Linked DNA regions of Mus musculus: regions 1 and 3 are each linked to region 2. A link is a loop called in an ENCODE intact Hi-C map of the cell type or tissue named here. Cell type or tissue: left cerebral cortex. All regions are shown on one strand. Links, peaks and the distances in the headings refer to the core of each region. The heading gives the core; the rest is flanking DNA. Region 1 holds the start of Epop (elongin BC and polycomb repressive complex 2 associated protein). Region 2 holds the start of Cisd3 (CDGSH iron sulfur domain 3). Region 3 overlaps Srcin1 (SRC kinase signaling inhibitor 1).

Evidence for each region. A loop is a pair of places that touch in the nucleus more often than their neighbours do. Peaks named below come from ENCODE experiments on the same cell type or tissue, not always from the same donor. Only the 100,000 strongest peaks of a DNase experiment are listed, where the experiment ranks them.
Region 1: it touches region 2 in a loop (4-fold over the local background); 38 of 42 quality-filtered maps call a loop at or near these places.
Region 3: it touches region 2 in a loop (1.9-fold over the local background); 2 of 42 quality-filtered maps call a loop at or near these places.

The regions. Positions count from the first base shown.
Region 1 is chr11:97,629,524-97,640,191 of GRCm38, forward strand. Epop (elongin BC and polycomb repressive complex 2 associated protein) reads right to left here and starts at 193. Exons shown (of 1, transcript NM_175332.3): 1 at 1-193. In left cerebral cortex, for the core only: a CTCF peak has its summit at 2,599 (motif pointing right); DNase peaks (open chromatin) are centred at 955, 2,182 and 2,567; H3K4me3 peaks cover 226 bases; H3K27ac peaks cover 2,282 bases.
Region 2 is chr11:97,682,537-97,692,363 of GRCm38, forward strand. It overlaps Cisd3 (CDGSH iron sulfur domain 3), which reads left to right and starts at 3,397. Exons shown (of 3, transcript NM_001085500.3): 1 at 3,397-3,679; 2 at 3,965-4,084; 3 at 5,732-6,089. The coding sequence starts at 3,566. The coding sequence ends at 5,911. Pcgf2 (polycomb group ring finger 2) reads right to left here. Exons shown (of 10, transcript NM_001163308.1): 6 at 9,491-9,599; 7 at 9,322-9,376; 8 at 9,148-9,243; 9 at 8,425-8,505; 10 at 6,287-7,822. The coding sequence ends at 7,451. It overlaps Mllt6 (myeloid/lymphoid or mixed-lineage leukemia; translocated to, 6), which reads left to right. Exons shown (of 20, transcript NM_139311.2): 20 at 1-2,922. In left cerebral cortex, for the core only: CTCF peaks have their summits at 7,495 (motif pointing left) and 7,698; DNase peaks (open chromatin) are centred at 7,513 and 7,723.
Region 3 is chr11:97,525,761-97,536,428 of GRCm38, forward strand. It overlaps Srcin1 (SRC kinase signaling inhibitor 1), which reads right to left. Exons shown (of 20, transcript NM_018873.2): 6 at 10,548-10,668; 7 at 9,974-10,067; 8 at 8,671-9,533; 9 at 7,992-8,084; 10 at 7,705-7,748; 11 at 7,262-7,452; 12 at 6,044-6,219; 13 at 1,022-1,152; 14 at 769-916; 15 at 248-494. Among named protein-coding and RNA genes, the nearest start is that of 4933428G20Rik, 31 kb to the left of the region's middle. In left cerebral cortex, for the core only: a CTCF peak has its summit at 6,103; DNase peaks (open chromatin) are centred at 5,827, 6,137 and 7,483; H3K4me3 peaks cover 447 bases; H3K27ac peaks cover 2,506 bases.

The DNA.
Region 1 (10,668 bases), core at 513-5,512, 57 kb before region 2:
GGTCGCGCTTCCTGCCGCCGCGTTCCCGGCGCAATGCCCGGCACGATCACCCCTCAACGCCGAGGCGGGGGCAAACAAAGCAGCCGGCGCTCGCCGCCGGCGGGAAGGACCCCGGCCCGGCGCCCGGTGCCCGGGCCCAGCGGCGGGGAGGGCGCCTTCCGCCCTCTCAGCTTCTTTCTTCCCCGCTGGCTCCGGAGACCGCGTTATAGAGAACTGCCCCCTCGCTGCCCCAATACCAGCGCCGCGGCTGCGAGCCCGCCTCTGATTGGGCGCTGCTGCTCTGACGTCACGTAGACCCCACCCCTCTGGCGGCACGGCCCCCGTCCCCATTCCGCACACAGACACACACACGTGGACCCGGAGCTGCTGGGCTGGAGGGCGGAGAGCAGGGACGCGTGGATCTAGGCGCGCGCGGGTGGAAGTGCGAGGGGCCAGACGCACGGCTCCTGGTGGCCTGTTGATGGCCTGGGATCGTTTTAGCTGGTCGCAGGTCCAGTCACTTGTTTACCCAGTAGAAGTCGCGGTTTTTCCGCATCTGTAAAATGGGAAAGTTTGTTTCAGCCCTTTGGAAGAAAATGGTGCTCCGTGAATTCAGAGAGACAAACTCAAAACCAACGTAGAGGAAAAAGATGAAGCCGAGCGTCGGTGGCTTAAGAGCTTGGTGTAGCAAGGAGTCGCTTGCTAAGAGTGTCCTGTGGTCTTTGCTCAGGGCCGGTAGAACAGGGGCCTGGCACTCGGGAACTCAAAAGCAAACAAAAACGCTTGTAGAGTGAATGATTAGGAATTCGCTATATATGTGCAAGATTCATAAAAGAAAAAAATAAATTTGGAGAAAGGGGAGCTTCGACACACCCACGGAAGACAATAAGCTGACTTTCTCTCCGTACTTGTTTCCTTTTCTTGGTGAAGTATGGAAGTGCCCCACATCTTAACGGAATTCCAACGCGCTGGCACCGTTGGGAGCCTCCAGATCCCAGGACTCGACCATCTGGATCCTGAGCGACCTGAATGGGTGGAAAAGACCAAAAACCTTACTCTCCATCCACAAACAAAAAGTGAATAATTTCCAGAACATGCTCTGATAATGTACACATCTCTCACATCTCTTCCCCTCTAGTTCCTACACAGCCTGCTCATTTGTGAAACTGGCTTGTTCCTTAGTGCTGACCTCTCCTCGGAGTCTAGAAAGAGCTGGTGCCCTGGCTGCACAGTCGAGCCCAGCGGCCAGTAGAGCATCCAGTCTTGATCACTGCTATATCCCTACTGCCCAAACGGCACAATAAACATTTGTGAGTCTTTGGGCTATTCATCGTCATCCTAAAATCAGGTTAGAAACAGCTGCTTTTCATCTGCAGAAGTACACGAGATTTATATGTTGGCTTGGACTAGGGGTAGGATGAGACTGAGGGATACAGATTTTTCTTCTGAGCCAGGGCAAAAGAAAGCTCTCCCTCCCTCGCTGATAGGGTCTCACCCACCATGTGGCCTGGAACTCCAGCGTCTGGCTTCACCCTCCCGAGTGCTACACTTAACATGTACAATCGCTTTTTCTGTACCAGGACAAATGATGCAGCTTGCATCCTCATCCTCCCAGCGGTGACAATAGACACACTGTTTTTCTAAATAACATCAAACAAGACCTGAGAAGAAAGGGATGGGAGGATGGGCCCCCCCCCCCCCCACACACACACCCTTTCCTTGGCAGAGACCCAAGGTAAAGCTTCAAAGTGGGACTTACTGATGAAGAGGGTTCAATATTCTGATCTCCCACTTCCCCTACCCCAGGTTTCCTCTAAGGAACAGCTGTCATGAAGTGGGTGGGTCCCTCTGGGGTCCTGCCAGGTCACATGTTTGAACTGGATCTAACCTCCAGGCTCCTTTGCCCATAGAGCCCTCACCCTACTTTAATCTCTCTCTCTCTATCTGGAAGACATTATAGAAGGTGGGTGATCTGCACTAGGGAGGGGGTTGGAAGCCTTAGCAGGATGTTTTTGGCTTAGAGAGAGAGACATCTAACTCCATGCTCTTCTCTAGGTTCTGTGACAGATGTCTGAGATCAGCCTTGGCCCACTGCAGGAGCTTGGCCTGGGAGGCTCCTTTCTCTTCCCCGTTTTCTGGTGTCTCTCGAATTTGCAGCCCTGCACCCAGCACGGTGTGGATCTCTGTGTGAATAAATCAGGGAAAATTATATAACAATGCAGCTCCCAGGCTTCTCCCTTCTCCCACTCCAAAGCTGCCAGCTCCCCAACCCTGAGATAAGGGTTTTAATGAAGGGGTCAACACGGTTAAAGAGTTCTCCCCTGGAGGAGAAATTCCCTCCACCTTCCCTTCCCGGAATACATGGAAGCAGTTAAAAACACTGTGGGGAATGGGTATATGCCACAGTTGAAATGACCCGACGTCAAGGTACCATCTTTTTCAGAAGACTTGGTGGGGGCGGCTATGATTGCCCAGATACGCTGTGTCTCAACGTCCCTTTCAGAAAATGGGACAACTGTGCTTTTCTCACAATATCAACAGCAGGGCTGAACGCGAAGTTTCCCAGCACCAATCCCCTCACGTGGGCCGACCCAACTGCTGCACTTCCCACAGTGAACAGTAGAGGGCACTCGCCCCCATCCTCCGCCTACCACAGGATGGGTGGCTGCTTCCCCTACAGACACAAGCTGGGTGCGAGGAACTGTTTGACGCCACTCCAGAGGGAAGGACAAAAGAAATAGGAAAGGCCCTTGGGGGGGGGGGGAGGTGGCTAGCCCAGAAGACAGTTCTCCTTCGAAGCCCATCTAGTTCTTAACCAAGGGAGAAGGGAGCATGTTCAGGGATTTTGAAGGGAGGGGCCTCCCAGGATCTCCCAGGGTAAACTTTTTCCTTGAACTGTCCTAGCCTTCCAGGCCGAACTTCCCAGCATTATTTTTTTTAAGATTTATTTATTTTATGTATATGAGCACACTGTAGCTGTCTTCAGACACACCAGAAGAGGGCATTGGATCTCATTACGGATGGTTGTGAACCACCATGAGGTTGCTGGGAATTGAACTCAGGACCTCTGGAAGAGCAGTCAGTGCTCTTAACCGCTGAGCCATCTCTCCAGCCCCACTTCTCAGCATTTCGTGTTTACTAATCTGTAAGAATTCTGCTACTTATTGCCCAGATCTGCTCTTCTAGCACAGACACTGTTTCTTGGTTTGTTCAGTTCCGTGACAATTGGTAGCCTGTGCTAGCTACAAACTCCAGATCCTCCTGCCCTGAACCTTCAAAGTAGCTGGGATTATAAGTGTCTACCACCACATATACTTTGTTTTTAAATTTATTTTTGTGTGAACGTATGGAATGTTCCTGTATATTCAAAGGCACATGACTGTGTACGCACATTGTCAAAATCAGAGGTCAGCCTCCACTGTTGTTCCCCAGGAGCCTTCCGCTTTTTGAAATTTTTGCTTTTTTTGTTTTGTTTTGTTTTGTTTTTTTTCGAGACAGGGTTTCTCTGTGTAGCACTGGCTGTCCTGGAACTCACTTGTAGACCAGGCTGGCCTAGAACTCAGAAATCTGCCTGCCTCTGCCTTCCAAGTGCTGGGATCAAAGGCGTGTGTCACCACTGCCCAGTGAAAATTCTGCTTATTTTTTTTAAATTTATGTATTTATTATATGTAAGTACACTGTAGCTGTCTTCAGACACTCCAGAAGAGGGAGTCAGATCTCATTATGGATGGTTGTTAGCCACCATGTGGTTGCTGGGATTTGAACTCAGGACCTTTGGAAGAGCAGTCGGGTGCTCTTACCTGCTGAGCCATCTCACCAGCCCCCAATTTTGCTTATTTTTATGTAGTTATATGTTACACCTTGGTTTTGAGATAGGGTGTTTCTTCGGGCCCTGAGGCTTGAGGATCAGGAGGGGATGGCTGGTCAGTCAGTGGGTCCCAGGAGTCAACCTGACTCTACCCTCACCCCCGAACCCCCCGACCCCCCTACCCCCATCCAAGGAATTACGAAACCAGGCCACCACACTGGGGCTTTTAAAATATTTACTCTTTATTCTTACTTACTATTGTTTTTGTATGCATGGGAACAGGTGCCATGCTGCATATGTTGAAGGCAGGGGACAGTTCTGTAGAGTTGGTATCCAAGGTGACTTACATGGACTCCGGAGGTCATGCTCAGTCCTAGTGCTGATTCCGCCATCGCCCCAGACCTTAGATACGAGCTTTCCTGATACATAAATCCATACTGAACCCAATGGCTACTTAAACATTTCCCCCCAGCACTCTGGAGGCTGAGGTAGACAGAGAGATCTGAGTTTGAGGACAACCTGGTCTACAGAGTAAGTTCCAGAACAGCCAGGGCTACACAGAGAAACTCTGCCTCAAATACAAAGAAAGGAAGAAAGGAAGAAAAAAAGAAAGAAAGAAAGAAAGAAAGAAAGAAAGAAGAAAGGGAGGGAGGGAGGGAGGGAGGGAGCAAGCCCTGTACCATCATGAGGGCTTAATTAAACAAAAGTAAACTCACATCTTCGTGATCTAATCCTAGGCTGAGGAACTGCTTGCCTAGCAAGAGGCCCTGGGTTTGATTCTCAGTACTATGTAAAGCAAGCCAGAGCGATGGCTCATCAGAAAAAGACACCACCGAGCCTCAGGTCAGTCCCTAGATCCCACATGTTAAAAGGAGAAAGATGACTAGTGCAAATTATCTTCCATCTTCCTGCAACATTGATGATGGGGAGGAGGAGGAGGAGGAGGAGGATAAAAACAGCCATGGTGGGCCACACCTGTAACCTCAGCTCTCAGGGATGGAGGCCAGAGACTCAGGAGGTACAGGCCATCCTCAGCTACATACATAGTCAATTCAGAGTCAACCTGGGCTACATGATATTTTCTCTTGGGATCAAAATCCATTTTTAAAAAATATTTATTTATTATATGTAAGTACACTGTAGCTGTCTTCAGACACTCCAGAGGAAGGCATCAGATCTCATTACAGATGGTTGTGAGCCACCATGTGGTTGCTGGGATTTGAACTGAGGACCTTTGGAAAAGCAGTCAGTGCTCTTAACCACTGAGCCATCTCTCCAACCCCCAAAATCCAATTTTATTAGTAAGATATCACTTACCGGGCGGTGGTGCGCATGCCTTTAATCCCAGCACTTGGGAGGCAGAGGCAGGCGGATTTCTGAGTTCGAGGCCAGCCTGGTCTACAAAGTGAGTTCCAGGACAGCCAGGGCTATACAGAGAAACCCTGTCTCAAAAAAAAAAAAAAGTAAAATATCACTTATGAGAATTCGTATTCCCATTTGCAGTAACTCCCATCCCCAAGCCCAGGGGACCAGTCTACTTAATGGCTGAATAGAGCTCCCATCTCTGGACACATCTTAGGAATGGAACTGTGTGGTCTTTTGTCCTGGCTTCTTTCATAAAAGTATAATGGTTTTGAGGCTTTTCCGTACACAAGTGATCACTCATGGACTGGTAGTTTATTCCTTTTTGCTACTGGGTGACATCTCAGTGTATGAATGGGTAGACCCTGCTTGGCTTACCCAGTCACATTTGGGTTGTTTTTTACTTCTTGGTTATAAATAATACGATCATGAACACTCGAATTTAAGTTTCTGTCTGTGTACCTCAGTGGTAGAACATTTTATTTAGCATGTCCAACGGCCTGGGTTTCATTCCTAGCACTGCAAGGCAGACAGACAGACAGACAGACACACACACACACACACTGTTTTGTTGAAGCAGGGTCTCTATAACTTCAGAATCACTATGAAGGAGACTGGCCTTGAACTTTGAACTCCTGGTCTAGGATTTAAAAATATTTTAAGGGTCTAGGGAGAGGTGGTTCCGTGTGTAAAGTACTTCCTGTGGAACCGGGAGACCTGAGTTTGGATTCCCAACACCCATGTAAAACGGTGAGGGAGGTAGCAAGAGCCTATAACCCTAGTGCTGCGAAGCAGAGACCAGAGGATCCCTGGTGTTATTCAACCAGCTGGTGCCATTCAGTGAACTCCAGGGTCAATGAAAGATTCTGGTTCAAAAAGTATGCAAATATGGTGGGTATCTGCAGAGGAAGGTACCAGTGACCTCCTGCCTTCACAAGGCTGCACACACATCTGCATACATATGCTCTAATATACACACACCCCGGGCGGACGGATGGACGGACAAATATAGCGAGGGAGGGGTTATCCCCGATGGACAAAGATAGCGAGGGAGGGGTTATCCCCACCTACACAAGTCATTACCGGGCTGGGAGTGGTGGTGCTTTTCTCTAATTCCAGCCTTTGGAAGTGAATGCATTGTGTAGTCAGGGTTATCATCCTGACTACACAAAGAGTTTGAAGCCACCCTGAGCTATCAGAAATCCTATCTCAAAAGACAAAGGCTGGGTGTGGTGGCTCAGGACTATAATCTCAGCACTCAGGAGACACAGCCAGGACCACCAACCTGACGCCAGCCAGCGGCTTTGTGTAGGGAATTCCATCCCAACCTCAGCTACGGAAGAACAACCCATCTGACTGCACAGCATTGCTTTCTCTTACACATCTAGTTGACAGTGGAGTTGCCAGATGATTAAATGGGGGCGTTTCTGTTAGGTTTATTTATCTTTTTAGTGCCGGGGATTTAGTGCCCCTGAGCCCTGTGTGATCTAGAGAGCGCTTCCTTGCTGCCCCACACATCACGAGGCCTATGTTGGACTTTATACTTACTTATTTGTGAGCATCCATGTGTGTGTGTGTGTGTGTGTGTGTATGTGTGTGTGTCGTGCAAAAGTATGTGTGTGTACATGTGTACATGTCCATGTATGTGTGTGTGTGTTCATTTGTTTTGTTATTTTACCTGTATTTATTCGCCTTGTCTTGCTGGCATGCGGCAGAGCCAAGGTTCAAACCCAGGCAGCCTAATCCACACTTGTTACCATAAGGTCTGGGCATGCTGGCCCACAACTGTACTCCTTGAATGTGGGAGGCAGAGGCAGGAGGGTGTTGTGTTCAAGACTAGTCTGGGCAACTTGGTGAGACTTTGGATGTATAGCTCAGTTGGCAGAGTACTCTCGCAGTGTGTACAAGGCTCAGGGTTCGATCTCCATCAGTGCACACACACACAAATATTATAAAGCTTAAAAGAATTTGCAGACATCCTTTTTTTTTAAATAAAACGTTATCTTATTTATATGAGTACATTGTAGCTGTCTTCAGACACACCAAAAGAGGGCATCAGATCCCATTATAGATGGTTGTGAGCTACCATGAGGTTGCTGGGAATTGAACTCAGGACCTCTGGAAGAGCAGTCAGTGAGCAATCTCTCTAGTCCACAGTCACCCTTTAATATCAAATAGTGCAAGCTCATGTCTGTGATCTCAGTACTTGGGAGGTTGAGTCAGTCAGGTCAACAGGAGTTCAAGAACAGCCAGGGCTACCTTGTTTTAGACACACACGTGTGCACACACATGCACACACACACACACACACACACACACACACACACACACACGCACACACGCACGCACATACATGCTGTGATGGTGCATGATATTAATCCCAGCACTCAGGAGGCAGAGGCAGATGCTACAGAGTGAGGTCTAGAATAGCTAGGACTACACAGAGAAACCCTGTTTTGAAAACCAAACCAAACAAACACACAAAAGAAAAAAAAAGGCCCATGTACAAATTTCTAATCATTCCAAGCTGAGTGGTGCTGAAACCCTGTCTCAAAAAATAAAACAAGCAGGTGCTGGAGAGGTGGCTCAGCTGTTAAGAGCACCTACTGCTCTTCCAAGGGTCCTGAGTTCAATTCCCAGCAGCCACATGGTGGCTCACAACCATCTGTAATAGGGATCCAATGCCCTGTTCTGGTGTGTCTGAAGACAGCGACAGTGTACTCACATACATAAAATAAATACATCTTTTTTTGTTTGTTTTTGTTTGTTTGTTTTTCTGAGACAGGGTTTCTCTTTATAGCTCTGGCTGTCCTGGAGCTCACTTTGTAGACCAGGCTGGCCTCGAACTCAGAAATCCGCCTGCCTCTGCCTCCCAAGTGCTGGGATTAAAGGCGCATGCCCAGCTACATCTTTTTTTTTTTTTTTTAAGTAAATTAAACAAGCAAAAAACAAATTTCTAATTACCTCCTAATTTAAATTTTGTTGACTTTAATAAGTGGTTAATGTCTCCTTACTTTCTTTCTTTCTCTCCTCTTTCTCACGTGTTTGAGTGTTTTGCCTGCATGTATGCCTGTGTACCTTGTGCATGCTCAGTACCATGTGCTTGCTTGGTCAGAAGGGTGTTGGATCCCCTGGAACTGGAGTTTGGGTGGTTGTGAGCTGCCACGTGGGTGCTGGGAGCCAAAACTTGGTCCTCTGCAAGAGCATCCAGTGAGCTTAGACATCAAGCATCTCTCCTGCCCTCATCTTTGGTTTTCTCTGAGGCAGAGCCTAATCTAACCCAGGTTCACCTCTGACTCCCTGTGTAGTCAAGATGACCTTGAATTTCTGATCCAGCTGACTCCATCACCCATGATCTAGGGTTACAAAGAAGTGTCACCATGTCAGCAGAACCCAGACAAACTGTCAATCACTGTATTTCAAACTTAAGTGTAGGTGAGTGTGGTGGCCATGCCTTTAACCTCAGCAGAGGCAGGCAGAAATCTGCAGATTTGAGACCAGCGTGATCTAGACATCAACTTCCAGGACAGCCAGGACTACATACTAAGACCACATCTCAAAACGAATAAACAAAGAAATCACAACCACTTTAAGTGTCACCAACCTGTGCTTCATGTGGCAACCCTACATGTTCGTGCTGTTACAGTAGCAGAGGTACAAGCAGTGAGCATGGATAGACCAGCTCTACCTCAGGGAGGCTCCATTCTTGGAGACTTAGGGACACAGGTCCCACATGGGTGATTTTAGTGAGAAGCCCCACTTGTTCAGTACCTGACTTTCAGAAGCCCTTAATTAAAAAAGACAGGGTTTCTCTGTGTAGACCAGGCTGGCCTCGAACTCAGAAATCTGCCTGCCCGTGCCTCCCAGGTGCTGGGATTAAAGGCGTGCGCCACCACTGCCCGGCAGTATTTTTTACATAAGTTTTGTAGATTTGTGTGTGTGGATGCTTTGCCTGCATATATGTCTGTTCATCACATGTGTGCCTGGTGCCCACAGAAGCCAGAAGAGGGAGTCAGAACCCCTGGAACTGGAGGTACAGATGGTTGTGAGCTACTATGTGGGTCCTGGGAATGGAACGCAGATTCTCTGCAAGAGCAACAAGTGATCTTACCTGTAGTGGGAAAATTAGCATTGCCATTGGGTCTGGTATGAGAAGGGAGACTTACTCTAAAAATAACTTTTGTGTAACAAACAATAAATATGTTTCGGCATAGCGAATGGGTTCAGTTCACAGAGTCTGCCCCCCTCCCACACTTCCTGAAGGCTTCATTACATACTTGAGTCTCTCTTTCTTCAGTCATCCCGAGTGACTTGGTTTACCAACACTTATCCACTGAGCCATTTCTCCAGTCCCTGTTTCTCTTCCAATAGTTGTGTGTGTGCGTGTGCATGTGTGTGTGTGTGTGTGTGTGTGTGTGTGTGCACCTGCTTGCATGGATGCTTGTCCTGTGTGTGTGCACCTGCTTGCATGGATGCTTGTCATGTGTGTGTGTGTGCACCTGCTTGCATGGATGCTTGTCCTGTGCATGTGTGCACCTGCTTGCATGGATGCTTGTCCTGTGCATGTGTGCACCTGCTTGCATGGATGCTAGTCGTGTGTGTGTGTGCTCACCTGGTTGCATGAATACTTGGTGTGTGTGTGTGTGTGTGCACCTGCTTGCATGGATGCTTGTCCTGTGCATGTGTGCACCTGCTTGCATGGATGCTTGTCGTGTGTGTGTGTGTGCACCTGCTTGCATGGATGCTTGTCCTGTGCATGTGTGCACCTGCTTGCATGGATGCTAGTCGTGTGTGTGTGTGCTCACCTGGTTGCATGAATACTTGGTGTGTGTGTGTGTGTGTGCACCTGCTTGCATGGATGCTTGTCCTGTGCATGTGTGCACCTGCTTGCATGGATGCTTGTCCTGTGCATGTGTGCGCACCTGGTTGCATGAATACTTGGTGTGTGTGTGTGTGTGTGTGTGTGTGTGCACCTGCTTGCATGGATGCTTGTCCTGTGCATGTGTGCACCTGCTTGCATGGATATTGTGTGTGTGTGTGTGTGTGTGTGTGTGTGTGTGTGTGTGTGTGTGTGTACCTGCTTGCATGGATACTTGGTGTGTGTGTGTATGTGTGTGTGTGTGTGTGTGTGTGTGTGCACCTGCTTGCATGGATACTTGGGTGTGTGTGTGTGTGTGTGTGTGTGTGCACCTGCTTGCATGGATACTTGTTGTGTGTGTGCACCTGTTTGCATGGATACTTGTCATGTGTTTGTGTGTGTGTGTGTGTGTGTGTGTGTGTGTGCACCTGCTTACATGGATGCTTGTCCTGTGCATGTGTGCACCTGCTTGCATGGATGCTTGTCGTGTGCATGTGTGCACCTGCTTGCATGGATGCTTGTCGTGTGTGTGCACCTGCTTGCATGGATGCTTGTCCTGTGCGTGTGTGCACCTGCGTGCATGGATGCTTGTCGTGTGTGTGTGTGTGTGTGTGTGTGTGTGTGTGTGTGCACCTGCTTGCATGGATACTTGTCATGTGTT
Region 2 (9,827 bases), core at 4,828-9,827:
AAACAAACAACAGACCAGTACCTCCAGTATTGGAGAATTCCTAGGGGCTGGGGGCTCTGAATCAGGGTAATACCCTACCTTCCCTCCCCTCTACCCCACCTCAGGGCCCCTCAGGGCCTCCTCCCCCACTGTTAGTTTGATCAGTCCTGGCACAAGAGAGTAGGGGAGGGGTAAAGTGCCACTTCTTTTTAGCAAAAGTCTCCCTCTCCGAAGTAGCTAGCCTGCCTCTTGAATCCTTTCACCAGCTAGTAGAGCCACTTAAGCTAACAACCACCCCTTACCCCACCAGCTATTTTCCAGGGTGTAGTAATAAGTGGCAGAGACTTTCTGCCCAGGGCGGTAATGAAAAACGTTGAGTGGGACACGGAGCACCGCCAAGGAGGCCTTGTGTCCCTTTTGGTTGCACTGGCTGGGACTGAGGGTCAGTTCCAGTTTCCCTTGCTCATGTCTGTGGGTCTCTGCATGTGTGCATTTTGGTGTGTTTACGTTTGAGTTTTGTTGTTGGGGGTTTTTTTTGTTGTTGTTGTTTTTTTTTTTTTTTGCTTGTTTGTTTTGGTTTTTTTTTTTTTTTAATAAAGAAAAGGTGTATATTTTTGGCAAGGACAGAAACGTAGTACAGATATATTTTTGCCTGTGCTGCTCAACTGTTGTCCCTCACTCCCACCCCCCATGATCTGGGAAATACTATTCCTGTTGATAAGACAGGAATAAGATAGGATAAGATAGGATGGGCCGGGACCCTTCAGAGGCAACCCTTTGACACTTGGAAGGACTTTGGGGGACAGTTGAGATGACCTCAGAAATACTTTTCTAACTGCTATTACTAGAAAGACATCTTCATCTCTTCCGCTCTTGTAGACCTCCTTGTCTACGAGCCAGTGATTCTTCAGATTCGTCTACGACCTTTTTATCCAGGCCCACACCCTTGCCCCACGCAGAGCCAAGTACCCTGCATTGTGGCGCAGGGGTGCTCGGGGCTCTGGAACTCTGTTCTCAGCAGTTCCCTGGGCTCCTTTCCCTGTTCTGGGCCAGGCAGGATGCCCTAACAGAGTCAGGTCAGGCTTGCAGAGGCCTCTGGGCTGGATGGTTTGGTGTTGGCTCCTCTTTTTTGGGGGTGGGGTGGGGTGGGGAGGCGTTTTTCGAGACAGGGTTTTCTCTGTGTAGCCCTGGCTGACTTAGAACTGGCTGTGTAGACCAGGCTGGCCTCAGACTCAGATCTGCCTGCCTCTGCCTCCAGAGTGCTGGGATTAGAGGCGAGCTGGTGGTGCTATTCCATATCCTGAGACATGAGGAGAGGTGTGGCCTGGTGCCGCAGCACAGGGAGAATTAGGGTCCTTGGGAGGGACCAGGGTTCTGCAAAATGGCTCTGATGACCTCACCTTTTTTTTTTTTAAAGACAAGGTCCCAAGTGCTGGGGTTAAAGGCGTGCGCTACCACGCCCGGCACAAGGTCTACTCTTAATGTAGCTTTGGTCGTCCTGGAACTTGCTATGTAGACCAGGCTGGCCTCAGCCTCCTGAGTGCTGGGATTAAAGGTGTGTGCCACTATGTCTGGCTTTGGTCCATTTTTTTTGATAAAGAGCTTGGTAGAAGGAGAGAAAGGATGCAGATTTGGGGCCATCTCTATCTGGGAGGGGGAGGATGTGGTTTGCAGAGCGGAAGTGGAGTCTCAGAATGCATGAGTGGATCTTAATGTCACCACCCTAAGTGAGAAGAGGTGAGCGGGTGACAGATGCTGAGCCTGTGCCCACCAGGGCAGGGGTGGCTGGGTCATGGCTGATGGATGCTGATCAGGGGGTCATTGGAGCTGGCTTTACAGGCTACTGCTCTAAACCTAGGAGTGACGTGACCTCAGCAACAGCAGTGACAAGCCTTTGTACCTGGCCTTCTGGTCATAACTGCCTGACTGTCAAGCCTTTTAGCTGCAGCTGGTTGGCTGGCTGTCCCTGTGTGTGTGGTGAGTGTGGTGGTGTGAGTGTAGTAGGGTTGTGCCCGTGGCGGGAAGGTATCTATGTAGCACTGACTGTCTTAGCTCTGAGCTGACGAATCCTCCACAGACAATGACACTTTAAGGGTTGCCTTTAAGAGAAGAAATAAATTGTATGTCCCATCCCCCTCTCCCTCATCCCCCAGCTTGTGGGTGTCCCTCTCAAGCTCCTGGGTCTACTGCTGGTGATCCCTTCCCTTCCTTGTGTGAAGACCCAGGGAGTTCCCACCCTAGACTCCTAGGAAGGGCCTAGACAAATGAGAGCCCAAAGAGGCTACCAGTTCCATTTCCTCTTCCCACCCTGGAAATGCTGACCTGTTTTCAGAGACACAGGCCCGCCCTGCTAGTCTCAGTCATCCCAAGAGTGCAGAGGGCCAAAGGGAGTAACAGACTGCTGGTGCCTGGGGAGAGGTGCCCACTAGGACAGAGGGAGGTGGGGCCAGGGAGAGGTGCCCGCTAGGACGGAGGGAGGTGGGGTCAGGGAGTCCCTCTGTTCCCTCCAGCCGCTTCCTCCTGGATTACAGGTGTGTCTAGTTCCCAGCAGACCACCTTGTCTTGACCTACTGAAGCGTTGGGGACTGAGGACCGTCCTCTTTCTCCTGTGTTCACTTTCTCCAGCCCCACTTGGGACTGAAGACCCGAAGGACTGTGGCTCCCTTCCTTCCATCCCAGCCTGTTTCCATGTAGCAGACCCTTCCTAAGGGAGCAAGGAAGGGAAGCCACAGATTGCAAACCCAGGGGCTCATTTTTCATTCTTTCTGAAACCTTTATATCCTCAGCCCAAGAGACGGTGTTCCCCTGCGACCTCCAAGCCTGGAATTGTGCATAGCCTGGGTCTTGTATCTTTGTATAACGGATGTTATTTGTACGAAGGGCAGTTCGTAAACAGCACTTGTTCTTTTAATAAAAGAATGTTTTACTAAAAAAAGAAAATCCAAAGAGACCTTGCTTTGTCTGGCTTTATTGTAGGGAGGGAGATGGGTTCCTAACTGGAGGCCCGAGGGAGGAGGACAGGATACGGTCAGTGACCCCTTTTTCTCAAGTACTTGTAAGAATAGTTCAAACCGGAGTGCACAGAATGTGCGGTGCAGGTGAAGATGCAGACGTCAGAGCCCTGCAGAGTGATAGATCCACATACACACTGACTGCCTTGAACTCTAGAGCCAGGGTGGCACCTGCCGACTCCAGGGCGGCTCGGCCGTGCCCATCCTGTGCGGGCCTGGGCGGTGTCTTCCTTGGGGGCGGAGCGGAGAGGGCGGCGACCCGGACGCGGCTACGCGCAGAGCGGCCATGCGCAGCGTGGGGGACGAGCCTGCATGCTGTGGTCATGCGCGGCGTCTGGGTGAGCGTCCCATCTTTGGTGACCCCTGGCCGTTCGGCCCCGCCTCCACCGGCCCAGGTCAGACTCCACCCCTCGGCCGCGCGTCCCCACAGGGCAGTCTTTCCGGAGGGAGCTCCCGAGTAGATGCCAAGATCCGCAGCGCCTCTTCTTTGAACCTTTTCCCAACCATTAAAAAAAAAAAAAAAAAAAAAAAAAAAGGTCCCACGCTCCTTTGACTTGTGGTCTTTCCCTTCCCTGATGGGCTTCCGGCGTCTCTCCTTCCCCACTGATTTTATTTTTCTGTTTCCAAATCATATCTGCCTGCCTGCCTTGTCGAAGCCGTATCAGAGGCGGGAAATCTCTTCTTGGCTGGTGAGTACACCTCTTGTCTAATCTCAGCACAACTCCTATCAGTTCCCCAAACCTCAAGAGCTACATCCAAGACAGCGACAGGGAGACCCTTGCTCCCAGCATGCTCTAGGGAAGGTTTGGTGGACCAGAGGGCAGAAGGCAAGGAACCAGGTCTCCCACTGAGGGGAGGACAGCCACCTGATTTCAAGCCCCAGAGTTTGAAGAAGAGTTACAGAACCCCCCGCCAACTAAAAGTATATCCAAGACTTGGGATCATCCCGAGTCACTCATCCACCCTGATCATAGGCCCGATGGTTCCCCAAAGACCCAGCCAAGCCAGTGGTGGCACAGAAGACACCCATCAGATTGGAGCTGGTTGCCGGGAAAACCTACAGGTGGTGTGTATGTGGCCGAAGCAAGAATCAGGTGAGTTACTCCTGTAGCTTTTCCTTTAGATGTGACACAGCCTGATCTCTGACGCTAACGGTTAGGCCTGGCAGTGTGACACGCAAACATCCATCTCCTCCTCTCCACGTGCTTGGGGTCAGCATGGTCTATCCTGGGGACTTTCAGTCCGTCCACATTTCCCTTCTTTCTGTATATAGGTGAGATACATACAATTGGGGGATGGGGCTCGATGGCAGGAACCAGCTCACAGGTCAGGGACACCACTATCAGGATGGCCATTGTCAGTGTATGTCCATGTCCCTCCCCAGGAGCCTAGGAGGTACAGAAGGGCCACAGCTCTGTGGCTGACTCAGTCTCCTCGAAGGCTGCCCGCCCTGCTCCTTCCAAGCAGCCCATGTGCCAGGCCTTGGTCCTCACAGCTGGGAGGATTCTGTTCAGTCTTCCCTGATGTCCCCTCCCAGGTCTCTTTTCACCTTGGATGTGACTTTTCCTGCTTGCCTGCTGCCATCCGATGCCATCCCAGCTGTACAGGAGCCCTTCACTGTAGCCGGAGCTTCTCCCTTTCATTCTGGAGAACTCTGTCCTGTTTCCCATGCTGTGGTTGAGACCATAAATCCAGCTCTGGAGGCTTCCTTTGTGGCCTTTGAACAGATATTCCAGAGGGTGGGGCAGTTTCAAGGGCATGCCAGCCAGAGGATTGTGGGTACATGCCCATGCCCTTTAGGCAGGGTGCTGGTTTTCTAGTTTTCACTAGTTCATCTCTCCGCACACTCTGCCCCTGACAAGGCCTCTCCCCTCCTTGGGCCTCTGTCTTCACCATCCTTTGAAGGGTTCTCCTGTGAGATGTGGTGCTCACATTCATAGTGGTACTCTAGGCAGGCTGTTGTAGACACCCCCTTGCTTACAGGCAAGACTGACCCCACCCTACAAAGGCACTGCGCACTGGGCTCTCTCCCTCCCTGAGGAACATTGCAAAGAATGTTGCTTTCATGGGCCAATGGGGACTCAACCTCACCTAGCCGTTAAAAAAGAAAACCAAAACAAACAAAAACTGAGGTGAGGCTATGAACCTAACCCAGTGGATAGACCCTTTGTCTGCAGTGTGTGGAAGCCCTGGAATCTATCCATCCCCAACACGCAATAAACAGGGTGTAGCGACATACATCCATTGTCCTAGCCCTTGGAAGGTAGAGGCAGGATTGGTGTTCAAGGTCTGGGTTACATGAGAACCTGGCTGGGAAGTGCTCAGTGGATAAAGTTACTTGCTGACCTGTGTGATCCCCAGAGCCCACATGGTGAAAGGAGAAAACCATGCCCCCACAAGTTGTTGTGTGACTTCGTGTGTGTGTGTGTGTGTGTGTGTGTCTGGGGGTAGTAGCATTGCCTCTACTTGAGGCCCAGTTCTTGCAAATTGTGTGTGTGTGTGTGTGTCTGTGTGTGTGTGTGTCTTGGGGTAGTAGCATTGCCTCTACTTGAGGCCCAGTTCTTGCAAATTGTCCTGGTCTCTGGATCTCCCAAAGGTGACCAATGAGAAATGCTTGCAACATTATACAGAGACAGTATTCTCTTCATGACAGCCTTTCTGTGACCCCCACATTGCAGGGCTCGGGGAAACGAGAATGCTCCACTCCCCACCCTAACCTTTTTCTGTCTCTCTCTCACCAGCCCTTCTGTGATGGCTCCCACTTCTTCCAGCGTACTGGCCTTTCTCCACTCAAGTTCAAGGCCCAAGAGACACGCACAGTGGCCCTATGTACCTGCAAGGCCACTCAGCGGCCCCCTTACTGTGACGGTACCCACAAGAGTGAGCAGGTACAGAAAGCAGAAGTAGGTTCCCCACTCTGAGGGGGTACTGTGACTCCAGGCAGTAATGCTGAGCCACACATGGAAGGGAACCTCCAAGGACCCCATCTTGTTAGCAATTGTACCCTGAAAAACCTGTATTCTCCTGTTGGGCAGCTGAGAGCCAGGTCCAGCATCCGGTAAAGCTGTCAATAAACACTGAGGCCTGCCCTCTAACTAACTGTTTCTGTGGTCACTGGCAAGGCTCATGGGTCTTCTGCTAGAGTATGATCTGTGGAGGCGGAGGGTGTCTGGTGACCAAAGCAGGGTAGTTCAGATCCACTCCAGTTAGCACTGTAAGGTTGGGGAGCATACCACCGTCCTCACCGTCCTCCTCCTCTTCCTCCCCCTCCCTCTGTCCCAAAGAACCACAGGCTTGAGAGTGTACACAGCATTTATTACAAAGCCAAGAGATATAAATGACCTAGGACAGGAGGGTACAGTCACAGGACCTCAGACTCAGGACGTGGTGCAAACAGACCCATGGGCTCAGAACCTCACACACTAAGCCAACACCCTGTCCTCTTTCCCCCCCACCCTCCCCCCAAATCTATGTACACTTGAGGAAGAGCAGGCGAGAGCAAGGTCTGCCCCTAATAGGTGGTCCACCAGGTAGAGTTGGGGTCAGCTCATTCTTTTATTTTCTTGTGCTTCTAGATGCCTCTGTCCTATCCCTGCCTGGCCTCAGCTGGGGGGTGAGGCAGTGGACTGGAGGGCTGTTGGCTTTTGGCAGAACTGGAGTCTGTGCTTGTCTGGGGCCACCCTCTACTCTAGGCCCCCAGTGAGTGTCACCTCCAGTCTTGCTAGATTGCGTTCTTGGGTTGGGGTAGGACAGGAGAAAATGAAGTGTTCACCATGCCAAAGTCACATATAGACTTTATAGGGCCAGGTCTCCCACAGGAGGGTAGGGATGGAGGGTTGGGGGGGGGGCTTCCACTGTCTGAGGAGGTGAGGGAAATGCCTTCTTCACAGCCACTTGGTCCTCACTGCCAGAGGACACAGACTGCATTTGTGAAAGGCACTGACTGTCTCAGCAACTCTGAACATTCAACAACGGGGGGGTGGGGGTGGGGGTTTGGACAGGTATGGGGAACAGCCAAGATGGACCCACTAGTCAGCTAGGGCTAGGGGACCCAACACGCCCTCTGCCCTGGAAAGCAGAAGGGACATAGGGAAGGACATTAATACTTCCAATGGCCCCTTAAGACCACCAGATACACCCCCCAAGAAGAGCAGAGTGAACTACAAAGACCCCCTAGACCTAGACACCCCCACCCATACACACACATACACACACACACACACACACACACGAGTTTCCTGTGGCATTTAAATTAATCTGGTTGGTCCATAGAAAATAAGTATGTATATTTGGTTTTTCCTATGTACATATATATATTTATATATATATAGATTTATTTATAAAACCCACCTCCCACTCTGAAAATGGGAGGAACCAGGGAAAGTCAAAAGTGGAAAAGGGGGCCCAGAAAAAGTAAAAAGGAGGGAAAAGATGGCTGCGGAAGGAGAGGGTCCCTTTCCTCAAGGGGGGCAAGGAGCGCCATTAACAGTCATCTTGCGCCCCCTGCTGGTGGAGGATGGCGTTTGCAGGCAGTTCGAAGTGCCCCCATTGGTAGCTGTGGTGGTCCCAGCGGCAGTTGAAGGTGGAGTGGGGGAAGTAGGATGGGTAGCTGGGGGGCCGTGGGAGCTGGGAGAGCCATGGGATGGGGTCGCAGGGCTGGGCAAGGAGGAGGAGGTGGCCGGAAGGGTGGCAGGGCTGGGAGCCTTGTCGCTGACTGACTCACACTCTGATGCCCCGCTGGTGTTGGTGCCTTCTGAGGGGGTTGGCACCGTGGGCAGGGTGAGCCGCTTGCAGGCTGGCTGGACACGGTACTTGAGGGGGAGAGGCCCATTCTGTGGTGAGAAGGAAGAGGCCAGCAGTAAGAAAAGAGAGTGTCAGAACAAAGACGGACCAGGGGTGACCCTATCCCTATACCCAACCAAGGTTCAAACCAGGAGCAAAGGGAAGGTCTGAGCCCTGCAGAGTGAAGAGACAGAGACCCAGTGAAGAAAGAGTGTGGGGTTGGGCGGAGACCATGCAGTTATGGAAGGAAGGTATTACGTTCCACTGTAGCCGCCCCTATTGCTGACCCCGAATCTGAATCTGAGTAGTAGCAACCAGGGCACCAGCAAGGGACCTGTGGGGGCTGTGCCAGTAATCGCAGCACCTGGGAGGCTGAGGAAGGACGACTGCTCTGAATTCGAGGCCAGCCTGGACTCTGTACCAAATTTAAGGCCAGCCAGGGAATGACTGTCTCAAACAAACAAACAAACAAACAAACAAACGAACGAAATGGCCTAGAGCTCACCAGGGCCAGGCCTGGCTCCAGAGACCAGGGATGGAGTGTCTGACATAAGAGGGTGCCTCATGTCACCCTGGCCACTGACCAATGCCAGGCCTGGCCAGGCAGGACCCTGGACTGCCCCCATCCTCTGCCACCTGCTCACAGGCTTACCCTTCGCCAGGGGTAGATGTACGCAATGTCCATTAAGGTGTAGTATTCCTTCAGGGGCTCATCTTCATAGAGGATCTCCACCTGGAGGGAGGGGATGACACCCATGGGACCCGGCAGCTGCACCCTGGCCACCGGGGTTGGGAGTCTTGGGGGATAGAGGTAAGTGAATTGAAAGGTGGACTCCAGGAGGCCTCTCCTTACTGTAGATGTGACTTCCCTTCCAGAATTGTCCCAAGAAACTCCCCTAACCCACTGATGGGGAGGGGGGAGGCTTCTCTTTCTAGGACCGCTTTGACCCAGGCTCTTGCCTGTGCCCCTAAGGGGAATCACAGAAGCAGTTTTGATACCACCATCCGAACATGTGGAACATGTGACCTGACGGATGAGCGCCACAGCACTTACTGTCTCCCTACCCAAGTATGGGCTAAGGGAAGCCTTGTACCTAGGAGCCTGTCAAAGAAGCAAAGTCAAGCGCATCAGAGACCTCCAAGGGATCCTCTGTTCAACATGGCCGACCAGCCCGTATCCTAGAGTTCCTTGGCCCTATCAAAGGCCTAGCACTATTTGCATGCACACATCCTTGTCCCTAGGCCCTCTGTACACCAACTAAAACAATTACAAACCGTCTTATCCTCAACAGTGGGGCTAGAGTACCCTGCAGGCCCAGCTATCCAACTCTGTGATGGCTGACAGAGCTGTGTCTGAGATGGCCCAGGCGTTCACCTTGTACTTGCTGGGCACATCCATTTTGTTGCGGAGGAACTTTGCCAGGTGCATGACGGTCATGGCTGCTGGGCACCGCAGGAATCGCACTCCTGTCTGTGGGGGAAGAGGCCCCAGTGAGAAGGTGCATTCATGGCACTCTCAGCCCACAGCTAGACAGGCCCTAACACTCACCTTCTCCTTGTCCCCATCTCCATTCTCCGTGAGGTTCTTCTTCTCCTCTCGGTCCCTGGAAGAAGAGAGAGAAAGAGGCTAAGGGCTATGGAGTTGTTGGGCCAAATGCATGTCTGACTGGGTCTTGAAGAATGGGCCAGGGTAGAAAAGGGGCCTACGTTGAACTTGCCTGACGCCTTCGTAGAACTCAATGGAAAGACTGACAATCTCGTCGTCACCCAGAGCCCCCTTCTCCTGTTCCAGGACCTCGCCTCGGTCCTCGTTGGAGCCGTTGGGGACTGCAGAGGGAGACAGCTCAGAGGGGTTGGTCAAAGATAGAACAAGGGACTGAGGACCTAGGGAAGTAGGGCAGCTCAGAGATTGAGCCCAGTCCCCACTGGACAGTACTGTAGCTGGGAGATCTGTTGGAAGTTGGAGGGACAGTGTGGGCCAAAGCTGGGGCAGCCCTGGGCAGTCACGTTGCTTCAGGAACCAGAATGTGCTTGTGGGTTCAGAGTGAACACACA
Region 3 (10,668 bases), core at 3,490-8,489, 160 kb before region 2:
ACATTATTGGGTTTATTTCTGGACATTCTATTGTTTCACTGACCACCCAGCTTATGTTTATGCAAGCACCATATTGCTTTAGTTAGTTTAGCTTTACAGTATACTTTCTATTGAGAAGGGTACATGTCACCAATATTTCTCAGATCCTCCTCCTAAGGAAAAGAGCCCACGTGCTCCTTCAGTACCTGACATTCCAAGTGACAGCAAGAACTGTGAGCCTAGCTCATGCCCCGCCCTGGCCCATCACCTCAACAGACACAGCTTTGTCCGTGTTTCTCTTGCTGGAAGCATCCAGGCCTTTGGTGGGGTTAGTGCTCTTTGGGGTGAGAGGGGTGCCTTCGGCAGGTCCACTCAGCTCGTGAAGATTCAGTGGAGGACTCGGGGGTGGTATTTCAAAATCCAAGCCTTTGCTGAAGTCGGTTTCAGCTGCCACCTTCTTGGGGGACTGGTTCAGGAGGTTGTTGGGGGGGGGCCACATACCCTCATCCACTTGCCTAGGGTTGGGAGAGTGAGGAGCAGCTAGTGAGCAGTGGTAGCCCCAGGAGGGGAACTGAACCTGCAGGCATCAGGGAGGCTCTGGGAACTTGCAGGAGAGATGGGGGAGCCCAAAGAGGTATGTGAGGGGAAGCCAAGGCATGCAGGGGTCACAGGTCCGAAGTGAAGGGCAGAGCTAGCTGGCACACAGTGATCTCTGCCGAGGAGTCAGGATAAGGGGTCTGGGCCCAGTGTGTAATCCCATGGGAAACTAAAGATCAAGTAGAGAGTGACCTTCGGATCTGGGCCAGCGTGTCAGTGACCCCCCGGCAGCGCTTGAGGAGCCCGTCAAGGCGTTGAGGTTCCTCCTTCAGGAACTTCACTGCCTCCACCTCCACGCGCAGCACCACCCGCATCTTACTCTGCAGGCCTGGGAAATGAGCTGAGAGGGGAGGGGGAGTAAGCTGGCTGGGTAGGCAGACTGAGGAACTGGGGCACAGCAGGGACACCCCCAACACTTAGGTCAGCCTCGCCAGGGCAGGCTCACCCTTGAGCTCCGTCAGCGTCTCCCCAAGCTGCTTCAGCACCAGCGCCTTCTCTTCCAACTCAGGACCCGGCACTAGCCGGTGGTTATGGGCCACGTCTCTCTGGATCTTCTCCACTGACTTCTCGAGGTCACTGCAGGCACAGAAAGATCCTTCTCAGCCCCTCCTGGCCCCAGCCAGGTCCCCCCAGAAATCGAGCAGCTGGGAAGAAATCATGTCACCAATCAGATCAAAATTAAAAGCGGCAGCCAGGTGTAATGGTTTACTCCTGTAATCCTAGCACTTGGAAAGCTGAGGCAGGAGGATTGTTGAAAGACTGAGGCCATGCTAGGCAGTGGTGGTGCATGCCTTTAATCCCAGCGCTTGGGAGGCAGAGGCAGGCATTTCTGAGTTCGAGGCCAGCCTGGTCTACAAAGTGAGTTCCAGGACAGCCAAGGTTACACTGAGAAACCCTGTCTCGGAAAAAGAAAGAAAGAAAGAAAGAAAGAAAGGAAGGAAGGAAGGAAGGAAGGAAGGAAGGAAGGAAGAAAGAAAGAAAGAAAGAAAGAAAGAAAGAAAGAAAGAAAGAAAGAAAGAAAGAGGGAGACCGACAGACAGACAGACAGACAGACAGACAGACAGACACAGTGAGGCTAGCCTGGGCTACATAGTAAGACCTTGACTCAAACAAAACAAAAAAACAAAACCAAGTCACAAAATTAAAATCTATTCCCCAGGCTACACATCCATGTGAAATTGGAAATGCTGGATTTCAAAAATAAGATTTTCAAATAGTTCCTGAAAGGAGTCCGCCCCACCCCCCAAGCTCTGATATACAATAATATCAGCACTCCTGCCTTTCCCTCAGTGAGAAACCTCAGACTCTTCCCCAGACACACTGGAGAGCCTGGAGGCCATACAGTCTCATAGGGACCTAGAGACAGCTGTACACTTCTGAGGGCACAGCCACGAGTGTCACCTTTTGTCAGAGCGATCGTGCCACAGAGTCTCTCTTCCTGAGGCTACAACTGCCTTGGGTTTTCAGCTGGTTCACTGTAAACACTTAGGATCTCACATTTTCCTAAAACCAGGGGCGGAGCAGAGTGGCATGAGCCTGTAATCTCAGCACTTGGGAGGCTGGGAGAACAGGAGCACAAGTTTAAGGCCAGCCTGGGCTACAACAAGATGTCTCAAAACAAACAGCCCAAGAATCACAAACCAAGGCGCCAATCCTTGTGTTAAGCTCTTAACGTGTGGGTGGGAGGGCCAGGAGATGGCTCAGTGGGCAAAGTGCTTGCTGGGCAAGCCTGAGATCGTGAGTTCAGATCCCCACACCCATCTAAAATCTGAGCATAGTACAGCAAAACTTCAACCCCAGCGCTGGGGGAGGAGGAGGAGGCAGAGAGTGAGAGACCTGGTTCCCAAAACTAAGGTAGAGGCTAAGGTAAACTAAGGAGAAATGGCTTCGTGGTTAAGAGCGCTTGCTGCCTCTTGCAGAGGACCTGAGTTGGATTCCCAGCACCAAATTAAATATTTTAAATATCACAGGATGAAGAAGTGAGAGAAAGAATTACAAGCAGGTTGGTCATCGCAGTCCTACCCGTGAGTCAGAATCAGATCAAAATTAAAAGCTGCACTCTGAATCATCTGTCACTCACGTGCGGGACTTTACATACATTCATGTCATCTGTTAGATTTCAACCCAACAGCCCACGTGAAAATGACTTGAATCTGTCTTACCATCCGGCACGTCTGTTCTGTTTTAAAGTTCAGTGTCATCAACCAATCCCACGAGCATGCCTTAGACATCACCGGCCAACCAGCCGATGAAAACACAAACCAGGGCGGAGCCAAGGACAAAGTCCTGAGATTCAGCGCTGCTGGCTAAAGAACTACCCTGCGTTAAGCATTTCCTGTTCACCAGGTTGGCACCCGATGGTCAGGCCTGTACAGTACATGCATTTCCTTATTTTAACCCTAAAACAATCCTGTCGGTGGGAACGCTGCTTCCAGCCGACACACGGACAAACAGTGGTTCAAAGACTAGGCTACACTTCCCAGCTTCTCTTGCAATTAGAAGCCGGCTTTCAAGCCAGGCAGTGGTGGTGAACACCTTAATCCCAGCATTTGCGAGGAAGGCAGAAGCAGGATGATCTCTGAGTTCGAGACCAGCCTGGTTTACAGAGTGAGTTCCAGGGCAGCCAGGGCTACACAGAGAAACACTGTCTCAGAAAGGAGGGTAAAAAGTGGCCTCTCACCTGAGGGAGGCCTACACAGGGAAGTCGGGACAGAAAGGTCACGTTCCTGGATCTGGCCCATGAGGACCTGCCATGCAAGCTTCCTCTATGTCCTTGCCCTTTCTGCTTGGTTATGAAGAACCATGGCCTGGGTAACTTTGGAGGAGGTGTATGTTGAACATGGCGGAACCTTCTGCCGTCTAGATCTGCATTGCAAACCCATCTACAGCGTTTTCTAAGAAAGAAAGATCTATCTTTTTGTTTTTAAAGAATGATGTATTTATTGAACTTTAGGTGTGTAAGTGAACCTGTGTGTGTAGGTACTGTGTGCTGGCCTGGCACCTGCAGAAGGCAAAAGCACTCACATTAGAACCTCTGAACAAGAGGTGGTTGTGAACCACCATGTGGGTGCTGGGGACTAAATCTGCAGTGTTGTTGTTGTTTTTACTAAAGAGCAATAAATGTTCTTAACTCCTAAGCTATCTCTCTGAGCCGTCTCTCTAGCACCTTTAATTAATTTTTTTGCAGTAGAATCTCAACATATCCCAGGCTTGCTAAAGATATATATGTAGCTGAGGATGGCCTGACTAAAGACACTTCTGCCCTCCTCCTGAGAGTAGAAGGCTTACATCACCACACCCAGCTAAAGTCCTTTGCTTTAGAACCATTAAAGGACTCAGGGGTGTTTTGTTATAGCATCTGCCTTAAAGAAATAAGGAACTCTAACTGAGGTTTGACCTTGAAAAGGGGGGTGGAAAAAGCGCTGAGATAAACTAGTTCAAGGTCATACAACTATTCTGTGTGGCAGTATGTACTCGTGTGGGACTGCAGCCATTGTGTCTCTGTAGTGTCTCACTTCCAAACTAAAGGGTCTCACTTACCTTCTGTCCCACGCAACTTCACTCCAGCACATGGGGCAAACAAAACAAAACAAAACAAAACAAAAACCCAGAGCTCTGGGTCAGCAGACAGACTCCAGGAGTCAACAGGCTTCAGTCAGGGGACCATATCTATCTAGACAAAGCCCAAGGCGTTGGCTAGACGGTCAGGTGAGTGGGCCCAGCAGGAATAAAACCAAAACCCAGGCTCAACTGCCAGCAGGTTGCCAGAAAAGAGGAAGGAAGGAACAGAGGAAAAGGAATATGGGGGGGGGGGAGCGCATAGGGGCTGCAGGACTCTTCACCGTGTCTAAGGCAGGAGGCGGGTGATGGTCCTTAAGGCTAGTCCAGAACCAACATACGGCCCAGCCCCTGCCTCACTCAAGGTGGACACGTGCCACCATCAGTCCCTGGGTTCTCTACAGTGAGCAGTCCAGGCAGTGGGTATGATGGGGTGAGGATTCTGTGTTCCTGGAGAACTGAGGCTCCCAGGAAGCCCAGGACCAGACAGTCATGAAGACAAGAGCACAGATCGGTCCTTTCATTTCTTTTGCCCCAGAGCTTTGATGGTTCCCCCCCTTAATTTCTCTTTAATGTCTCAGACTAACTCCTTTTGAAAATCCTGGCCCAGCTCCTCTATGCAAAACGGAAAGAGACAAGGAAAAGATGGGGAAGCGGAGGAAACAGAATCCCTGACACAGCGTGGCAGTCTCCGGTCTGCTTAAAGATCTGCGGTGGCTGTCACTACGTCATCCCACCGAGACAGGATGGTGACTTGGAGTTACTGCTGCTGGCTCATTACCATGTAAGGGGGCTCCTCACTGCATTTCAGCTGCATGGGGGGGTGTGACACAGGATCTTACCTTAAACATTACCAAAATGCATACCAGGTTTACCTGGGACCCCATTGTGTGACCACCTCATAAAGCCCCGGTAAGGCCCCAAATATGACTTAGTGGGGTAGCACCCTAGAACAGTTTTCTTGGCTCCCTGGTTCTAAGTCCCTTAGCACAGTCAGGCCCTCAGCTGTTTCCAAAAGAACTGTAAAAATATCAGCACTGATGACAATGCTGAAGCACGGAGGGGGTGGCAGCCACCTTCTTCACGTAGCCCCTAGATTCTGGAGCTGTCTCTGGATCCCCTACTGCCCCGTGTCACTAAAAAGGACCACAAGAAAGGAAGGGGCCTTTGCCTCAGCCCAAACAACTCAGGAGAAAAGGCTGCGGTTAGATGATGGCGCTGCTTCCTGAATGGACAGGGGAAAACTGCAGCATCCCCCTTCGCAGGTGCCAGACAATGGAATTGTGGCCAGACAGCCATTTGCTAAATCTGGATCAGACAGTCTTCTGTTAACCCTTCCATGTCTAAGCAGGGTTGGGTTATTCTCTGTTTATCCTTCTTCAAGACTACTAGAGCCTGGCTTCACTTTGCAGAGGAAGGGAAGGGTTTTCTTTGATGCTTGGTCTCAGGGATCAGGGTGGTAAGGGGTCAGGAACCACCTGGGCATGTGACAACATCCCTGTCGTTGCACCTTCTGGTTCAACCCAAGGGTGAAGCTGTATTGGTCTTAGGTCAGAAGGAAAGCAGGCACAGGGTAGAGGGAAAACAGACGGCTGGCGTTATGAGAGTAGGCAGCAGGCCATAGGAAGCGATACCATGGCAGAGGCAGGCACCAAGCCAGAAAAAAAGAAATCAGGAATTGTGCCAGATGGCCAAAGGTTTGTGGGTCATAGAGAAATCAGGCCACAGTGAAGGGTGAAATCAGACTTCAGAACACCAACAAACGTCATCTGTGATTTCAAATAAAGGACCTGCACCTTCCATATGAGCCAGGCTGTTCACCGAAGCCGCATCGTGCCCCCTTCTCCCCTGAGAAGTCTCCGGTCCTCTCCCCACCCCGCAACCCCTACACGCCTGGACCCAGCCTCACTTGAGCTGCTGAGTAATGAGCTCCTCGTCGTTGAGGTAACGCAAACGCTCCTCCTCCACCAGGGTGCGCTGCCGCTGCAGCGGGTCCTCCTGCCGCCGCGCCGCCTCCGACACGCGCATGCTCAGCTCCGCCTCGGTGCGCTTCAGCAGCGCGCGCACCGACTCCTGGTTCTGGAGCTGCGGAACGCAAGAATGCTCGCGTGGACCGGGTGGAAGGAGGACGCATGTTGGGAAGGGTGGGCAGAGGGCAGCCCCGCGTAAGCAAAGCTTCACAGAAGACTGGGTTGCTGGGCTATGGGTGTGTGCTGCCCCGAAGGCGTGGCAAGGTAGAGAGAGGAGTTGGGGAGAACCCAATAGGAGATCCCGGCCAGGGATGATAAGGCTCATGGAGGAGGCAAAGTTATACTGGGCTTCACCCAAGGCGACATGGCTGTGAGCAGCGGCGAAGACTGGGACAGCTGGGCAGGGAGATCAAGGTTATATTCTGGAGAAATATAGGGGCAGAAGAACAGGATGAGAATTTCTGTGGCCAAAGAGTAACACTAGATAAGGCCCTGACGACAGTGTGACTGTGGACCTGTGGCCTCAAGAAGCCCTGAGTGGAGACAAGACCTGAGGTGAAGGATTCAAAGTGAGATCTATAGGGTCTGCCGATGTAGTAGGAACTGCAAGACGAGTGCCCCAATTGACGTGGGTGGCCAAGATCTTATCTGTGGCCCAGATGGCAGCTCTCTGCCCTCCGCTCCCAGCTTGTCTCTGCTCATTATCCTCACCTGACAAGCCCTAAGCCCCTCTTGAAGAGCCGGCACGAAGATGCCAGGCTCCTGACAGGTGGAACCATCTGCCAGGCAGGGAGGGACAGCCACTCCAGGCTCAGAAAGGGGGAGCTGAGGAGACTTGGGGAATAAGGTTACAGGATCTGAAGGAACTGGGACCACCGCAAAGGATAGTGCATGGAGGGAGTGGTGGGCACAGCTCAGAAATGAGGAAGGGGACTAGGACTCAATGACGTGTCGGGGCTTGGTGAGGTTTAATAGTTAAGTGGAAACTAGAAGGGGAGGCAGACAATGGGTCTGAAGAAGGACCACTGAGCAATGAGGGACTCCGCTCGCTGGAGCGAAATGCTGGGGAAAGGTGGGGCAGCATTTGCAGAGAGGTTACAGCTGGTAGGTGAGGGTGGGGTAGGTGGGGTGTGCGGTGGGCGGGGAGGGGGCGGTACCTGGAGCTTGCGCAGCTGCTGAAGCTGGCCACGCAGGTCGCTAGCGCTGTTCTGTAGGCCACGCAGATGCAGCTGCATCTGCAGACGGCTGACAGCAGTGGGCTGCCCTGCAGGGGTGCTGCTGGCCGAGGGCGGGGGAGGGCCCGACACCGGAGTGGCCCCGCTACTCTTACTGCCTGACCCACACACTGCTGAGAGAGACCAGAAGAATGAGCCATCAGGAGAGTGGAGCAAAAAGGGAAGGGGCGGGGCCTCTCCACTCGAGGCCCCACCCCCAGCCAGAGAGGCACTGTCTGGTTATGACTGTCTACCCCAAGTGATGGTGAGTTCTCGCAGGAGTAAAGTGGAAATCTGTGGCTCGCCCATGATGTAGCTACTCAAGCTCCAGTTAAGGATTAGGAAACTAACCCTAAAACTCTGAGAGGAAGAGAAGAGTCACTCACGTGCTGAGGGAGTGGCTGCTCCATTGGAGCCTTCAACCTTCTCACTGTGAAGGAAAAAAATAGAAAATGTCCACGGGGGCCTGGACTGGCCTCAGGCCATCAAAGCTGAATGGGACCTTAAGCATCACCCAGCTCCCTGATCTTAGGATAGAGCCAGGGAAAACAGAAGGGAGTCGGAGTCACACAGTAGACACAGGGCTTCTAATTTAGCTCACTGTCCGTATCTCTGCCTCAAACTCAGGCCCTGACAGTGTGTTGAGGGGGGGCGGGAAGGGGTGGACTCTCACCTTGGGGTCTCCGGCTCTGAGCCTCGCAGTAGGGCACTCTGTACTAGGCCAGTGAGGCTGGCAATCTGCTTCTCCATAGCCTCCATGCGTTCCCTGGGGAGGAGGGTGGGAATCAGCCCCTCCTGTAAAAGCGTGTCCCTCCTGCCCAACCTACTTCCTACCTCTAAGATTAGCAACTAGGGGACAGTTAGTCTTCCCCTGACTGGCCCACGGGATCAAACCCCCTAGCTCTCCTCTGCCTCTCTCACCAGGACCACCTCTACACATGTCTGAAATCCCAGCAGTTGTGTGTGTGTGTGGGGGGGGTGGCCTCGGCCACCCAACAAGACCCGGTCCCAAGAACATGAAACACAAACACAAAAAAGCCCAATTCCGCCCCCCCCCCCCCCGTCCCGAGCCTGCTCCAGTGGATTTCAGCGGGGCTATGTGCTGGACAGCTCACTGCCCGCCCAACACTAATAAAGGGGCAGGGTCAGCGCTCCATTTTACTGCTGGGTAAACTAAGGCTAAGGAAATAAATACAAACGTGGGTCTCTAGAAGTATCACTTGAGGCTTCACCCATCCCTCCAATGTCCTCCCTGCCAGATAGGAGACACTCTAGCCACCTCCTTTGTCGGAAGATACTGCCACCCCTCTGCAGGTCCAAATCCTTCCTCTGTGGCTTCTATGTCTCCTCACCTGGTCTCTGTGTCTTTGGCTGGCACCGGCGGCCCGAACCCTACAAGGGAGCGCTCCCCAGGTCCAGGGAAGAGTTCAGAAGGTGGTGCTCCGGCCGTGGAGGCACTCCCGGTGCTGCGGGCCTTGCCTCCAGGACTCTCAGCAAAGACCGACGAGGAGCCCGAATCTTTGCGGAAGGACTGGCGCACCGGCGAGCCGCGGCTGGGTGGCCCGGAGTAGGGGCTGTGCGGGGGTGGAGGTCCCCCGGAGGGCGCCGAGACGTCGGCCAGCTTCTGCGGGGACGAGGGCGGCAGACGGAAGCCATAGCCGTCTCCGTAGAGCGGGCCGCCAGCGCCCGCCTTGTACAGCGAGTCCTCCAGGTCGGACTGCAGCGCGGCAGCGGAGTAGGTGCTGAGAGAGCGCACGGAACCCCGCTTGTACAAGCCGCCCGCGCCCGGGTATGCGAATGGGTCTCCCGCCGCGGCGGCCAGGCTCAGACGGCCCTCGTGCAGCAGCCCGTAGGGATCGGCATAGAGGCCCTCGCCCTTCACCAGCACCATGCCGCCAGCCTTGCCCGCCAGGTCCTCATCTGGCTTCACGTCGCGCCGCTCCAGGATGGCGCTGGGGCTGGGGCTCACGCCCTGGCCGGTCGGGGCGCCTCCCAGTCGCTCAGCCGCGTGGTGCACCGGGCTGCCGGCGTAAGAGGGCGGCCGGCCCCCAGCATAGGAGAGGCGTGAACGCGAAGGCGAGCCCGATGGCAGTCCCGAAGGCAGCCCCGATGGCAGCCCTGGAGGCGGGGAGCTAGATGCTAGGTGCGATGCGGGCGACAGGTTGTTGAGGCGCCGCGTGGGCGACGACTCCCGCGACGCGTAAACCATTTCTCTCTGAGCAGAAGACAGCCCGAAAAGCCCATGGAGCAGGTCACGAAAGCGGCTTCTTTCTCCTTGCTTGAGAAGCCAGCACCCCACTCTTTCCCCTAACTAGGCTCTGTTCTTTCCTCTTCCAGTCTATCCTGGGCCCCTTGCCCATCAGTACTCCTGCATGGGAGTAAACTGGCAGACACCAGAAAGGCAACCCCTCAGCCCGTCCTTGATGGGAACAGGAAGAAGAGGAAAGGAGAGGCTGGGAGAGAAGGCTTACAGTATCTAAAGGCCCCTTAGAGAAATCTTGAGTGGACAATTCGGAAGGTAGGTGAGCTGTGGGGTGCACAATTAACTAGGGCACCTTGTCTCAGACTCCCATCTCCAAAAACACCCTAGTTCTATATTCTCCCTAGACCCCACTTGCCCAATCTCACCAGTGTCTTGGGTGCTCTCAGACATACCCGGAGGTCACCGTTGGTGAGGTGTGAGCCAGGAAAAGCAGCATACAACGGCTCCTTCCTATAGATCTTAATGATACTTCGGTCTTGGATATCCCTGTCAGGTAGAGAGAGGGACAGAGGGTCACTATGTGGCCCCCAGCTGTGCATGATGGGAAGGGCAGCAGCTAGAACCCTTTTCCCCTTTCCTAACTCCTACACTCAGTGCTCAGTGTCTCCTGGTACCTTGGGATGCCTGTTACCAGCAAGCAAACTTGCAAACGGATGGGGGCAGGCACACACACACACACACACACACACACACACACACACACACAGAGAGAGAGAGAGAGAGAGAGAGAGAGAGAGAGAGAGAGAGAGAGAGAGAGAGAGAGACTCCACCTGTCCACTTTCACAGCCTAGGTTAGTGGAGACCCACAGAACTGGAAGATTGAGCAGAGAGGGCGGGGCACTAGGGCTTGCAGAAGGCAAAGGGTGAAGATAGGGTGCAGATTGACCTAGGGAAGGACCACCAAGGGTCCAGAGCTCTTCAGAGGAGTGTGGGGAAGTCCACCCACCCCCCTGGAGCCGCGCCCACCGGACGTCTTCCAGCTCGTAGAAGACATTGCGAGCCTCGTCCTTGATGAGGATGGCGGTGTTGGGCGACTTAAGCATGCCCATGGTGAGCTTCTGAGGGAACATGTGCGCGATGAGTGCGT